Linked DNA regions of Homo sapiens: region 2 is linked to region 1. Evidence: read pairs that join two places in POLR2A ChIA-PET (ENCODE). Cell type or tissue: OCI-LY7. All regions are shown on one strand. Links, peaks and the distances in the headings refer to the core of each region. The heading gives the core; the rest is flanking DNA.

What was found. ChIA-PET counts read pairs that join two places held together with the same protein. Peaks named below come from ENCODE experiments on the same cell type or tissue, not always from the same donor. Only the 100,000 strongest peaks of a DNase experiment are listed, where the experiment ranks them.
Region 2: POLR2A ChIA-PET joins it to region 1 with 5 read pairs; 18 of 35 experiments call an interaction of 5 or more read pairs at or near these places.

Annotation. Positions count from the first base shown.
Region 1 is chr1:167,429,074-167,433,463 of GRCh38, forward strand. CD247 (CD247 molecule) reads right to left here. Exons shown (of 8, transcript NM_198053.3): 7 at 3,951-3,986; 8 at 1,567-2,673. The coding sequence ends at 2,608. Among named protein-coding and RNA genes, the nearest start is that of CD247, 87 kb to the right of the region's middle. RefSeq lists enhancers at 690-1,596, 1,135-1,324, 1,597-2,503, 2,255-2,354, 2,475-2,544 and silencers at 1,995-2,044, 2,815-2,874. In OCI-LY7, for the core only: no CTCF peak of the experiment used is centred there; DNase peaks (open chromatin) are centred at 1,148, 2,328 and 2,568; H3K4me3 peaks cover 1,876 bases; H3K27ac peaks cover 1,786 bases.
Region 2 is chr1:167,232,490-167,236,879 of GRCh38, forward strand. All of the region lies in intron 1 of POU2F1 (POU class 2 homeobox 1), which reads left to right. Among named protein-coding and RNA genes, the nearest start is that of POU2F1, 14 kb to the left of the region's middle. In OCI-LY7, for the core only: no CTCF peak of the experiment used is centred there; no DNase peak of the experiment used is centred there.

The DNA of each region.
Region 1 (4,390 bases), core at 391-4,390:
AGGATGGAGGGAGTGCAGTTGTGCTGTGGAGAAGGCATTGCCAGACCTCAGGAAAGACAGGAACCCTGGCAGTTCCAGGGCTAGCCGCTCTCCCCTCGGATTCAGGGCTTTGCTCTCTCAGAAACTGGTTTCTCAGCCCTGCTTCTGTGAGCATATCTCAGTTCTCCCCCAGCTTGCTGTCTGTGTGGTTACCTTGCACGTAGCCTGATGTGGCCCACACCTCAGTTTAGCTCTAGCACCATAGCTCACTGCCCACTGCCAGCTTTTCTTTTTGCCTCTTTAGACATGTTATAAAAAAATTATATATATATATATATATTTTGAGATAGGGTCTCCTTCTGTTACCCAGGCTGGATTTCGGCTCACTGCAGCCTTGACCTCCTGTGCTCAAGCGATCCTCTAGCTTCAGCATCCCAAGTAGCGAGGAACACAGGCACATGCCGCCATGCCCAGCTGTATTTTTTTGTAGAGACGGGGTCCTCCTGTGTTGCCCAGGCTGGTCTCAAACTCCTGGGCTCAAAGGATTCTCCTGCCTCAGCCTCACAAAATGCTGGGATTACAGGCATGAGCCACCATGCCCAGAATGACATATTCTTGACAGAATTGGATCAACTCACTTTTCAAACCAGCCATCCAGGTCACACAGCCTGTATATATGTCAGCTGACCTTGAAACTTGGTCTAGCACAAGCCCTCGATGTGAGAGGCACTCTCTTTCACTAATAGATGAACCAGATTTCAGTTTTAAAAGCCCAGTGAGTAGCAGAATTCCCCTGAGGCTGAGTTACAAATCAAATGCCTTCTCCTTATGAGTTGCCTGTGAATTGTTAAATATGCCTAGTGATGATGTGCGTGGCTCCTGTTGGAATCCCAAATTTTCAGGGGCTTTAACAGTCATGGTCTTGGATTTCCTTTTTGAAAATGTCAAGGTATAGATTTCAGTCTTTACACAATATTAGTTGGTGGGCTTGTTGAATTGGGGCCCTATATATAGCCACTGCAGTTAGAGGAAACACTGCTAGGGACAGGGCCACCTTTTGTGAGAGAAACGCCTAAAAGACTTGTTCTCCATCCCTCCCTCAAACCCTATGCACTGAGACATTTTGCACTGTGGCGTCAGCTGCTGTGCATAACTTCCGGACACCTTCTGCTCACACGCTGTCTATTCTGATGCCTGGGTGCCAGGCCAGCCTTTCGCGCTTGTTTTCCTGCACCTGACAAGCTGGTGCCGTGCTGCAGGGCTCCTTTCCCATAGCCCTCTCTGTTTCTGGCATAAGACTGGGCCCATCCTGACACATTGTATTGCACCAAGCCCCACTCTCTCTGTCTAAGGCACAGCCACCCAGCCGGGATGCCCGGCCCACTTGCCGTGTGTGACACCACCCATATTGCCGCATTCCGGGCCGCAGGATGCACCTGTGCTCATGTGCTCGTTCCCAGGAACTGTCCTGTTCTCTCCTGAGAATCAGCAGTTTTGCTCCCCTCCTCCCCCAAGGGCAACCTGCTGATTTACTGATGACTAAATTGCCATTACAAGCTTGACTGCTGAAATAAAGCTTAGTAAAGCTGCATTTTCACTGAAGCATTTATTATGCAAAATAGGAAGGCTTTAGCATGCCAGTATAAATTAAAACAGTAGAAAAAAAGCAGAGTAGAGAGCGTTTTCCATCCATGGCCTGTGCCCTGTAATGACGCAGCAGTATCCTAGTACATTGACGGGTTTTTCCTGTCCTGCCACTGTCCGCTGGGCAGTTATAGGTCCCATGTGTTGGGTCTTCCTGCGAGGCCTTCACAAAGATGATTTTGTCATTCGCTGAAAGCGTGAAGTGAATCAACGGCCTCCTCTTGCTCCGCAGCACTTTATTCACACTGTGTAACCACATGTTTTTTATGCCACTTTGTGCACAGCTCATCAAGGTCAGTCTGTTCATCTTCTGGCCCCTGTAGCACATGGTACAGTTCAATGGTGCGGCACAGAGGCCTGAGGCAGGGAGGCTCCCGCTGCCCTCGCAGGCCCTGGCTGACCCTCCCCTGCCCGCCCACCTTCCCATGCCCCTGCAGCTCCCTGGTTGCACCTGGCCTAGGCTCCTTTCCATCTGCCCCTCTGCCCGGCCCTCTCACCAGGGAGGCACAACATGGCCCAGTACAGTTACCTTGAAAGGAGGTGAAGGTGACAACAGAAGCCAAATTTACAGCAGGAGTGAAGCCACTCAGACACAGAGTGATACAGACATTAGGGCATGTGCTAGCATCTGCGCTTTCTCTGGGGACTTTACAAAACAGACTCAACAACTCAGCTGTGAGAGGCAGTGCGCCCGCCTCCCAGGGAGAACGAGGAACCGCCAGGAGACAGGTCTACCTGCACCACCGGCAAACCAGAGGGCCCAAGGCCAGGGCCGTAAGCCCTGGGAGTACACTCCCTTAAAGAGTGCAGGGACAACAGTCTGTGTGTGAAGGTTTGGAGCTAAATATAACCAAAGCATCCTGTACATAAAGGGGAATACTTCAGTGGCTGAGAAGAGTGAACCGGGTTGTAAATGCTTCATCCTGTGTCTCATAATCTGGGCGTCTGCAGGTCTGGCCTTTGAGTGGTGAAATCCCCTGGCTGTTAGCGAGGGGGCAGGGCCTGCATGTGAAGGGCGTCGTAGGTGTCCTTGGTGGCTGTACTGAGACCCTGGCGTGAAAGCAAATCAGAAAACAAAGAGTGGGTCAGTAGCCTGTGTGGGCAGGAGCCAACCCAGAGGCCAACAGGTGTCTCTGCAGCACAGCCCTGTGACCACCCACCCAGCCTCCAGAGGCCCAGGAATAATCCCCCTGGCCCCACGGGCAGGAGCCTTGGCTGCAACAGCTTCGTTGGTAGATGGGTGCTGTGCCCTGCCGGGAATGGCCTTGCAGCAACTCCTTTCCAGCTAAATTCTCACCCCTCTTCTCAGCTCCTCAAATGCTGTGCCTTACAGTGCTTGGGCCCCGCCAACTTCCTGCTGGACCTAAGAGAAAGGAGTCTCCCACCTCCCATATTGGGCAGGAATCAGGGGGGAGGGCCCAGACCTGCTCCAGAGAATCTGCTGTCCCTGACACCTGGGCCCAAAGGAAGCCTGGACTTGTCACAGGGAGAAGAGGGGCTCCTTGGCCTCAGCCCTCTGTGAGCCTCCTTCCCTTCCCAGGCCCGGTGATTCTAGTGTTTTCTTGGTCACGAACAGGCCCACAAGGCTGGCCCCAAACCTGCTGGAATGCCTGTCCCCCTGGTCCAGGGGCCAGGAAGGAGAAGGATCAACAGCAGCCACACACAGGTAAGTTTCTGGGGCCCTTTTGATATCACTCAACTCAGGCAAGCTGGGCATCCTGACACTAGAGTCAGAAGAACGAGCTATGAACAGCCCATGGGAGCCAGAAGGAGGGAAATGACAACCCGCTGGGGATCATGTTTTAGAGAAGTAGTTTGACCGTGCTTAGTTTGCATAATTGCCTGCACTGATTTGCAAAAACCAGGCACCTAACTACATAACATTTTCTTTCTGAAGCTGCCATTTTTCTTAGCTTTTTTTCCTTCAGTCTTCCCAGCCAACCTCTCATCTTACTAGGCCTAAGGAAATGATGCAGAGTGAGGGTTCTACAAGAACCCAAAGAGGCAGGATAATCACTTGTGTGGTCCTTTGCCTCCATCTGCATCGGCGGGGAGGCTGCGTACCCTCTGGACAGCTGCTGCTCTGTCTGCCATGGCCAAGCAAGGCATGGTTGGAGCCAAGTAATTCGCTTGAATGGCCAAGTCCCAGCTGTGCTCCAGGGACTTATTGGCAGTGGCGTTGCCACTGGCCTAAATGGGTGCCTTGGGCTTGCCCTGCCCAGCTGTTGGCAAGAGCTGGTGCCACCAGCAGGCAAAATGTGGGGGCCTTGATCTTGCCCCTTGTCAGGTGGTGCCCCTTCCACTGAAGGGACGCCGGCAGCTCCTACCTGGTAAAGGCCATCGTGCCCCTTGCCCCTCCGGCGCTGGTTGTTTGGGAGTGAAATGAGAAAAGGATTAGAAAGTCAGGCAGTCAGTAGTGGCATTTCTGCTCAAGGGCCCCTCCCAAGGTACCCAGGAAGTCAGAGGTAACTGTCTCCCAGCAGCACCCCTGCCCCTGGGAGAGAAGGATCCTCAGGCCCCTGGTCAGACCTTCATCTCTGCAGAGTAAGGTGAGGCCTGGCCATGATGGGGCTTGGGTTTGCTCCACCCCACTCAGATCCTCACAGACATCAGATTCCTAAGGTCTAGGGCCCGCAGGACCTATATTGCCTACTGCTTAGATAAATGGGCTTCCCTTCAGCTCTTAAAGTTCTTGGCTAGTCATTTTTGCTCACTGACAACCAGCTGTTTTGAGCAGTTACGAGCTCTGGCATAGTCAGTTCAATCA
Region 2 (4,390 bases), core at 199-4,198, 200 kb before region 1:
CAGTGTGTTTGAAACTGTTATTACAAGAGTCAAAAAGTTTTTAACATTTTAAAGCTTATAAAGTTACAGTAGGCCCAGCGTGATGGCTCATGCCTGTAATCCCAGCACTTTGGGAAGCCGAGGTGGGCAGATCACCTGAGGTCAGGAGTTCGAGACCAGCCTGGCCAATAGGGTGAAACCCCATCTCTACTAAAGATACAAAAATTAGCTGGGTGTGGTGGCACACGCCCATAATCCCAGCTACTCGGGAGGCTGAGGCAGGAGAATCACTTGAACCCGTGAAGTGGAGGTTGCAGTGAGCTGAGATTGCGCCACTGCACTCCAGCCTGGGTGACAGAGTGTGAGACTCCATCTCAAAAAAAAAAAAAAAAGTTACAGTAAGCTAGTTAATTTATTATTGAACACAGACTTTTTCTCTTATAAATTTAGTGTAGCCTAAGTATATGGTGTTTTTAAAGTGTATAGTAGTGTACAGTAATGCTGTAGGCCTTCATATTCGCTCACTCGTCATTCATTGACTCACCCAAAGCAACTTCCAGTCTTGCAAGCCCATTCAGGTAAGTGCCCTCTACAGGTATACCATTTTTAAATCTTTTATACCATGTTTTTAACTATACTTTTTCTGTGTTTAAATATTTTTATTTTTTAATTTTTTTTTTTTTTTTAAGTAGGGTCTAGCTCTGTCACCCAGACTGGAGTGCAGTGGTGCAGTCACAGCTGACTGCAGCTTCTACCTTCCAGGGCTCAGATGAGCCTCCTACCTCAGCCTCCTGAGGAGCTGGTACCACAGGCGCACGCACCCATGCCCAGCTAATTTTTTTTTTTTTTTGTAGAGACGGGGCTTCGCCTTGTTGCCCCGGCTGGTCTTCAACTCCTGGACTCAAGCAGTCCTCTTGGCTTGGCCTCCCAAAGTGCTGGGATTACAGATGTGAGCTCCTGTGCCTGGCCTAGGTATTTTTAAATACACAAATACTTACCATTGTGTTAGGATGCCTGCAGTACAACAGTAGAATAACATGCTGTACAGGTTTGTAGTCTAGGAGCAACAGGCTATACCATATAGCTTAGGTATGTAGTAGGCTATACCATTTGGGTTTGTGTAAATATGCTCTGTGATCACACAATGACAAAATCATCTAATGACATAGCATCGTTAAGTGATGCATAACTGCACATACAATTCTTGAAACTAATGAAAACACAGCACTTTCAAGGAACAAAAGTTCAGCATAGCTGGTTCAGGAAGCATGAGATTTAGCTGAAGAGCCAAAGATGATTTTCATGTTATGAGGCTATTTGCATGATCTTTGTACTTTTTAGTGACAAGTCCACAGTTGGAAATTGTGGACGAGATTCCATACTTTTCAATAAATACATTGATTCCTAGTAACAACAGCAATAACATTTATCAAGTCTTTGTGCCAGTTGTTGTACTAAATGCTTTACATGCATTTATGTTAATTACAGTGACCCCCATGGGGTGTGTATTGTTATCCTATCTTTCAGGTTAGGAAACCGAGGCTTAAAGAGGCTAAGTGGCACACCTAGGTCTCTGTTTTGATTATAGCAGTAAGCAGTTAAGATCATTATCAGGCTCTTACCCGTTAATTTCTGCTTCAGGCCAGTGGAATGATGAAGCATATATCAAATGGAATTGGGGGATTGCAGAATTTCCACTGTTAAGATCTATAGATTTAACAGCTGTTATTCTGAGTTTAACCTCAGTGTTTGTACAGTTCCCAGGTCCAGATTGTGTGCTCTAGAATCAATTGTGCATTCTTATCTCTGTATTGCATTTTGGAGACACAGACAATTGATTATCAGATCTAATGTTAACTTAGCTTTCAGGATTTCTAGATGCTGACTATAAACGTTTTTGAAGTTGGTTGTATGCAAACTGCTGATCCTGGTAACCCATACATTCTCAACATTTTGGGTTTTTGTTAAGAATTGTATTTTAGGGTAGGTTTGGTGGCTTATGCTTGTAATCCCAGCACTTTGGGAGGCTGAGGTGGGAGGATTGCTTGAGACCATGAGTTTGAAACTGGCCTGGGCAACATAGCGAGACCTTCTCTCTGCAAAAAAATTTAAAATAATAGCCAAGCATGTTGGTACTTGCCTATAGTCCTAACTATTCTGGATGCCGAAGCAGGAGGACCTCTTGAGCCCAGCAGTTCCAGGCTGTGATGGACTGTGATTGTGCCACTGTTCTCCAGCCAGGATGACAGAGCAATACCATGTCTGTTAAAACAAATATATATGAAACTGAAGCTAATTACACATGTTAACCTTGGGATAATTTTCATCTGGAGCAGCATTTATATTTTTTTGTGACCCAGTTGGTGAAATAGAAAATTAGGATTTACCCTGTTTACATGTTATTTTGATAAAAACATAATTTAAACTATTTCAGTGTTGTCAAATGAGTTGTGACTTAAAATTAATATGCAAGCAAATTATGCAAAAAGGTGGATTTGTTTACCACTTTTTACCAACCACTTCCTTTCTCCCATACCAAGCTGTTACTAAACTAGGGCTGTAGCTTTCAGTTGAGGAAACATGACGGTTGATTATTGTTTCTAATAATAGCTATTATTAGAAGTCAGCTATTTCATGGCATTGGTTTCCAGTCATTCACACCTCATTTAATCATGCCCTGCATCACCTTGTTGAGTTGTTAATGCTGTTTATTTCTCAATTTTTCTTTTACACTACATTGCTAAGTCCCCCCATCTTCCTCTTCATAGTGCTTTCCCTACCCTCTGAGTACTTGCTTCTTCATGCTCTGGCCAAGGAGAGTGGTGTTTTGGCAGACTGTTTTATACATGTACACTTATATGCCAATCATCATTAGTTAGAAAGGAATTGGTGAAAATGCTCTTATGTTATGAGAGACATGTTCAACATCACAATAGTCTGAGAAGATGAATTAACAATTTATGAGTGTTGCTGGAAAGTATGATTTCAGGCGATTAGACTATAGGGGCAAAGCCATTGCCGGCTTATGCTGTTGGAATCACATCTTAGTAGTTACATAATGCCATCAGGACCAGTACGAGACTGGTTTGGTGATTGAGCCCATTTCCTGGGATTTGTTCCTATGTATTGCAGACAGATGTCCACGCTTAGGTGTGCATGCTCCTGTCATGCATGTACACATAATTTTTAAAAAAGGAGTCATAGTGCATATCCTATTATATACTTGCTGTTTTTCCCCCATTGCTCTCTATTCTTTAGTTCACTCATTTAAATAAGATAAACATTTTAATGAAATCATATTCTTTGCAGTAACTTGGATGGAGCCAGAAGCCATAATCCTAAGTGAATTAATGCAGGAACAGAAAACCAAAGACTGGTTTGGTCTGTTCTGCTGAGACCTAGTGGAGGAGGCTAGTCCAAAATAGTAGTCTCCCATAAACTTTCTTTAACAGAATATACACACTTAAAAATTTTGTACATGTCGTCAGGTTGCTTTTAGTACCACTCTATATTTTTTATCTACAGTATTTAATAGTGTCAGTTTCTCCTGCACTGTTAACTATTAGTCTTTTAAATTTTTCCTAGGTTGATGAAAAACACTTCATTGCTTTAATTTTAATGTTTTTACTCTAATTTGGACATCTTTTTTTTTTTAGACAGACGATTGCTCTGTCTCCCAGGCTGGAGTGCAGTGGTGTGATCTCGGCTCCCTGCAGCCTCCACCTCCCAGGTTCAAGCAATTCTCTGCCTCAGCCTCCTGAGGAGCTGGGATTACAGGCGCCTGCCACCATGCCTGGCCAATTTTTGTATTTTTAGTAGAGATGGAGTTTCACCATCTTGGCCAGGCAGGTGTTGAACTCCTGACCTCATGATCCACCTGCCTTGGCCTCCCAAAGTGCTGGGATTACAGACATGAGCCACCGCGCCCGGCCGACATCTTCTTATTAAATTTTTATTAAATTAAATCTTACTAAATTTTATTAAATATAAAATCTTTTATCATTAGTTTTCAAATGTACAACAATGATTTATTTTTCCTGTTTTGGCCGTTTCAGAATACTTGTAGTTTTCCTGAAAATTTATGACTTCTTAAATATTCTCTTTCGACGTGTGCCTGCCCCACCTCCTTCCCCGCAGCTAATTCCTATACCTCTTTGGAGAAGTAGCTTAGGGATGCAGGTGGAGCTTGGATCAGTCTACCTGTTAGTCACATGCTTTACTTGCATCCCACTATTAGCTGTTCATTTATAGAAAGGGGATGGTTGCAGAGTCTGGGCAGGGATGGGTCAGCTGTGGCACTGTGGTCCTGGAGAGTCATACCCTACTCTTGGACAAAAATGTTTCTCTTAGCAGAGAACTGGAGTGAGCATATTTTTTTTACTCTGCTTTCTCTAAAGGCAATTTTAATTTT